2 separate regions of the Homo sapiens genome follow, and region 2 is linked to region 1. Evidence: chromatin loops called from intact Hi-C (ENCODE). Cell type or tissue: CD14-positive monocyte. All regions are shown on one strand. Links, peaks and the distances in the headings refer to the core of each region. The heading gives the core; the rest is flanking DNA.

Region 1 (2,905 bases), core at 309-2,808:
GTCAGGAGAGGATGTGTCTAGGGGTCTGAGTGGGAGGCTCCCCTTTGGCCTGAAACTGTGAAGATGAGGCCCCTTTCTCCTCTATCATTTCCATAGTCAGAAAGTCCCAACATGTCCCTGCACAGGCTGGGAACTGGGTGGGCAGGGAGGGCCCATCCTAGTGACACCTGTGAGGGGTCCAGGCTTTGGTGCCTGGCACGGCAACTGGCACATTGGATGCTCAGTGAACATCAGACCTGATGTGAGAAGCAGGAGGGACCCGTGGCCAGATCAAGGGTGTTGGTGTTGCTATAGGAAGAGAGAGTCACCATGAAGGATGGCCTGTATGGAAAGAGGCACACTGCGGGTGCCCTGGTGGGTCGTCCTGGCTGTGGGCTACTCTTTCCTGGAGCTGACACGGGGGCTCTGTGTTGCCAGCCACAGAAGTCACCCAGCCCCTCCCTGGCTCCTGTCCCAAAGCCAGGAGGCATTCTCCCTGCTGCCTGTGGTCTCCCCAGGAACTAGGGCTGCCCAGAGGAGCTGTCCCTTGCCGGTCTCTGGACGTGGTGTGCTGTTGCTGAGTGGGAGATGGTATTAGGGCCACCCCTGGTTGTGTTGTGAGCTGGGCCTGAGTGAGCTCATTTCTAGGGGCTCCAGGCAGGGGACCAGGAATGTCATGGTGACTGCCTGGATGTGGCCCCTAGTGAGGCTCTCCTGGCCCCTGGCCCCCATTGTAATGTCCAGCACTGCTTACCATAGTGCTAGGTGGCTGGGCTTGGCTTCCTCCCCCTCATTATTAGCCATTATGAAGAACGTCATTCAGTCATTTAGCAAACAGTTACTCTGAGCTTGGGCAACCAAAATTTGTTGTTTAAACTGGGATGTTCCTGGGAGTGGAAGGGGCACTATTAATAACTTCACGAGTCTCTCTGATAGATGTGGGTGGGGGTCCTGGAGGCAGCCCAGGCCTGGGTCTCTGGGCAGAGCCCACCATTACTGCTACAATGGGCCAGGCACGGCCAGGCCTGGGTCCCGAGCTGAGGCTGGGTACACATAGGCACCTGGGAAACTGCAGCTGATTGGTGGCCAGTGGTCTGGGGACCTGGATGGGGCTAAGGGTCACCAGGGGCTGGACACTGCTCTAGCATCCACCTCAGCTTCCAGAGTCAGTGGCACAAACTGGGAATGTCCTGGAAAATGCAGGATGCAGGTCATCCCCCTCCCCTCAGACCTTGCCCAGCCCACGTGTTTCCTGGGGAGACCACCCTTGTGAAATTACTGGCCAAACAGGGTCAGGTTTGATGTGGTCCCAAGTGACCAAGTGACAAAGACTGACCCTGATCCTGACCCTACTGCCCCTGCTGATGTCACTGTGTTGACATTTCCGTGGCCCATCTGCAATCCTCAAGATGACCATGTAGGAGAGCAGTTTCCCCAGATCACCCCAGAAAGAGGGAGTCCTCACGCTTGGGTTGTTACAAGAGGTACGGGTGCCTTTTGAGGTGTTTGCATAACTAAGCATTTTGGGAAAAGACCTAGTCTTCCCGGCCTCCGTTGATGCCAGCTAGGGATGCTTCTGAATCCCCGAGGGAACTGGAGCATCTCACGTGTGGCGCAGGGGATCCTGGGCAGATTTGGGGTCATTTTTCCTTCACGTCTCATTCAGCACAGGGAAGAGGACCAGTGTCAAGTCATGACACACGACTCTTTCAGGGCCGTAGAAGCTGGTCCTTAGGTCAGGGATGGAGCCCAGGGTGTGGGGTCAACATCAAGGACTCGTGTCCTGCAGGCGGGGTGGGTGGGGAATCCAGAACCTGGCCCTGGTGTGACAGAGACTCTGGAGAAGAGGATGACATGTCGGGAGGGAGGAGCAACATCCTCAGCATTGTGCTGTGTCATTAGCAGTGGGCATTGCGAGTGGATGGTGATTATTTCCTCTATGTCCCCAAAATTCGCATGTTCTAGTTGGCTGGAAACTTGATTTTGGACCTTTGTGTTGAGGAATGGGGGCTTGCCTGGGATCTGGTGGCCTCGTTATGGGGCATCTGAGCTGGTTTGCTTGTTCCCAGGTGAGTGTCGATGTCCCCCTTCTTGCCCCTGGATTCAGTGAATATGGGGGTTGAAGGGTAATGGTGCCTTTGTCCAGGCCTGGCTGGGGACACTCTCTTGGTGGCTTTGCAGGCCCCACAGGAGGCTGGGCCTGATGGGAGAGTCACCCACTCAGTTCATAGTAGCTCCCAGTCCTTTCCTCCCGCAGGGCCCTGAGCAGCCACCCCCCTCTCCTCCAGCAGGGCCCCTGCACCCCCTCCCAGGCTATTCTGGGCTCTGGCTTTGCTGTAGAGGAAGCCACAGGGCCCCTCCCTGATCTGACTCAGAACACCTCCCTCAGCCCAGGCTGCAGCTAAGCAGGGCCAGGGCCAGGACGAGTTCCTCTCACCCCATCCCCCACTGTGACACTCTTCCCTATACCTTGAGGGGTTCCCCCAGCACAGACCAACCCTCCTTCGGTGTCATGAGGCCATCACTCGTGAGGGGCTGGCCCCGGTCTGAGCTAGACACAGTGGCATGTGAAGACAGGCGTGGGCTAAGGCCCAACTCGGCTACTCCTGAACTGGGTGGAGCCTGGGCAGCGCTGGTGCATCCATCATGGTTCACGTCCCCTCTGTGAGGTGGGCAATGGCAGCTTTAGGCCTCAGGGTCACTGTGAGGGTCAGTGAGGGACTGTGATGTTCCCACTGTGGCCCAAGGATCACAGCTGGGGCTCTCTCAGATGGTTCTTTCAGTTAAATCTTTTCCTGAGTGTGGGGAGATGCTCCTGCTGCCCCAGACACTCCCTGGGCAGAGTGCCAACCTTGGAGACTTGACAGGGTGGGGGCAGTGGTGTCTCCATGTCGTTCTCCAAGCTTGTGAGCTCCTCTAGGGCAGG
Region 2 (2,905 bases), core at 204-2,703, 210 kb after region 1:
TTCTCTGCATGTGCAACTGCCTCCTCTTTGATACTCTTCCAACTAGACTGTTTTTGTTCATTTCTAAACAATTTTTGAGATCCCTGGAATCCTACTCTAAGAGGCAGGATTCCATGCAGTAGGGTTTCATGACATACTGTCAGGAAAGAAGTGTGGGAGGCGTGACTGGGAATGTGTTACAACTGACTGCTCAGCTAGAAGGCATTTCAAGGTCATTCTAAATTAAAATATGGCTTTGGGATTAAGGCATCAGGTAGTTATTGCTCCTGAACTACATTCTGAAGGAGGCACATCTTTGCATGAAGCCGTTCTTTGCACTCAAAGGCATTTTTTGGTGGGGAATTGCTGTGTGAAGCTGGGATGCCAAGGGATGCCACAGTGCTCACTAGAAAAGACTTTCCTGTTCAGAACATCAGGATGCATGGAGCTGGGGCTTGAGGGTCTCAGTTAAACATGGGGAGTTCAGACCAATAATCCAGGGCATTTGGGCCACAAAGTACAGGCATTGTGTTAGATCCAGTCACCACACAAGAGGAACTCCAGGGATCATGACCACTCAACAGCTGCCCATCTCCTTCTTGTGGTCCTTCCATTCAGGTCATCTTGAGGCAAGGCACACTCAGTCTAAACAACAGCAGAACAGCCTGGTCCTTCAAGCCTCACATCATCCTGACCCACCTTCTGCAGAGCCTACCTGGAGGAATGGAGGGAAAGGCAGCCTGGAGGTCTCAGATGCAGGTGAACTGGGCCAGCCCTGTTTATGGCTTTGTTCACAGTCCTGCTGGGGCTGGAGAGAGAGGATGACACAGATAGTGAAGGGGTTTCTGTCTCACTTCCCCATCTGTCTGTGTCAATGTGAGATGGTTACCACTGCTGTCCCGGGAGTTACAGTAATAGTCAGCCTCATCTTCCGCCTGAGCCCCAGTGATGGTCAAGGAAGCTGTGTTTCCTGAGCTGGAGCCAGAGAATCGGTCTGGGATCCCTGAGGGCCGGTTGTTTTTACCATAGATGACAAGTACAGGGGCCTGTCCTGGCTTCTGCTGGTACCAGCTTGCATAATAGCTTCTGAGGCTGTCTCCTTGGCATGTGATCCTGACTGTCTGTCCCAAGGCCACAGACACAGCAGGGTCCTGAGTCAGCTCAGAAGAAACCACAGAACCTGCAAAAGAGGACAGAAGAGGTGAGGATAAGGGTTTCACGCCTAGAGTCCCACACCCTACACTACTCCCTGTGTTGAGCCGAAGCTCAGGGCCAGGTTGGCACAGCTAGCATGATAATATGGGGTTGAGCCCTGGGAGGCAGCACCTATGCAAAGAGTGAGGAGAGTGAGCCAGAGAGGGGTCCAGGCCATGGTGGAGACACCCCAGAACTCTGCTTCTGAGCCCACAGCTAAGGAGGAACCTCCAGGCCTCTCTTATCATAGGAAGGGAAGTCTCTTCATGCAAATCTACTTCCTTTATTCTTGTGTCGTCGTTAGGTGGCTCTGGTGAGCAGTGGATGCAAATCTGTTCTCCATTCCCTAAAACATTTGTCCTGGTTCTTGTCTGAGCCCTGAGCCTGATGGCCTTCTCTGAGTAATTTCTCAAGATCAGAAGAAGGGCCAAGTGCATTTTCAGATTTACCCACTAGAAGGGGCCTCATAGGAAGCAACAGTCAGGCTCTTCGCCCTTGAGCATTACTAGGGGCTTGGACTCATTAGGGGCCTCAGACTAAACCTCACAGTGCCCCCTGGTGCACACAGCATGAATGCCATTTTCTGCACATCACTAGATCACTCAGAAGGGCTACTTATGAGTCCATAATACATGCCAGATGCATTAGCGAGAGTTTTACAAGTGTTACCTCAAGAAGACTTTTGTAATATAGAATAGGATGATGGGGAGCCTTGTGCTTCAAGCCCATCTTTATTAGTGAGTGAATATTAGGAGGTTAAATGTTTTTCCCAAGTCCTCCAGACAATAGGGAGTGGAGTCAAGATTCCACCCAGGAGATGCACCTCAGAGCCCGACCTTCCAGCCCCTTCCTGCACCGCCTCCTGCACCCTGCTCCATCTCCTCCTTCTCCCTCATCCAAGGTCTTTGGGGTCCCTCTTGTTTTTGCTAGAGCTCCCACAAGAAGATAGGAAAGAATTAGTGACCGAAATGGCAGAAACATATTTTCTCACAGTTCTGAAGCTGGAAAACCCAAGATAAAGGTGGTAGTGGGTTTGGTTTCCCCTGAGGACTCTCTCCTTGGCTTGCAGGTTGCTACCTCCTTGCTGAATCCTCACCTGGTCTTTTCTCTGCACGCTCACCTCTGGTGCCTCATTTCTGTGTGTGCAAATTTCTTCTTCCTAGGAGGACATCAGTCCAATTTGAGAAGAATCCACCCTAATTTTTTCATTTTCACTTAGTCACCTCTTTAAAGACCCTATGCACAATTTCAGTCACATATTGTGTGTTACAGCTTCAATGCATACATTTTGGGGGACTTAATTCAGCCAATAACCCCCCACCCTCTGGACTCCAAAAAACTCATGTCTTTCTCACTTGTAAAAACATTCAACTCATTCCAACAGCGCAAGTCCTAAACTAACTCAGCACCTACTCTAAGACCCAACTCTCATTTAGATATCACCCAAATCAAGTGTGGGTGATTATCCAGGATGATTCATCCTGAGGGTTTAAAGGAAAACAATTTGGGGGGTTTCCTCTCCAGTCTCCTGTTATCATCCAGGTTCCAGAAAAGTAAACTCCTACTTCAATAAGATTGAAATAAAAAAGTGAGTCAACATCAGCAACATTTTTGAGTCAGATGTGAAAAATTCACATCTGTGCACTTTTAAAATAATTTAGAGTATAGAATAATTTAAATGCCATAAAATTGAATTTTGTGATCAGTAGCCATGGGCTATCTCTGACAGCAT

The links. Hi-C counts contacts between places; a loop is a spot of excess contacts. Peaks named below come from ENCODE experiments on the same cell type or tissue, not always from the same donor. Only the 100,000 strongest peaks of a DNase experiment are listed, where the experiment ranks them.
Region 2: a loop joins it to region 1, with 2.3 times the contacts of the local background. A loop is called at or near these places in 1 of 110 quality-filtered maps.

Annotation. Positions count from the first base shown.
Region 1 is chr22:22,928,392-22,931,296 of GRCh38, reverse strand. No RefSeq gene overlaps it. Among named protein-coding and RNA genes, the nearest start is that of IGLL5, 42 kb to the right of the region's middle. RefSeq lists enhancers at 1,953-2,012, 2,263-2,392, 2,743-2,792. In CD14-positive monocyte, for the core only: a CTCF peak has its summit at 1,826; DNase peaks (open chromatin) are centred at 1,366, 1,836 and 2,426; H3K4me3 peaks cover 1,537 bases; H3K27ac peaks cover 2,500 bases.
Region 2 is chr22:22,719,109-22,722,013 of GRCh38, reverse strand. It overlaps IGL and IGLV3-19. Among named protein-coding and RNA genes, the nearest start is that of LL22NC03-102D1.18, 9.0 kb to the right of the region's middle. In CD14-positive monocyte, for the core only: CTCF peaks have their summits at 1,461 and 1,661; DNase peaks (open chromatin) are centred at 983 and 1,473; H3K4me3 peaks cover 1,071 bases; H3K27ac peaks cover 2,438 bases.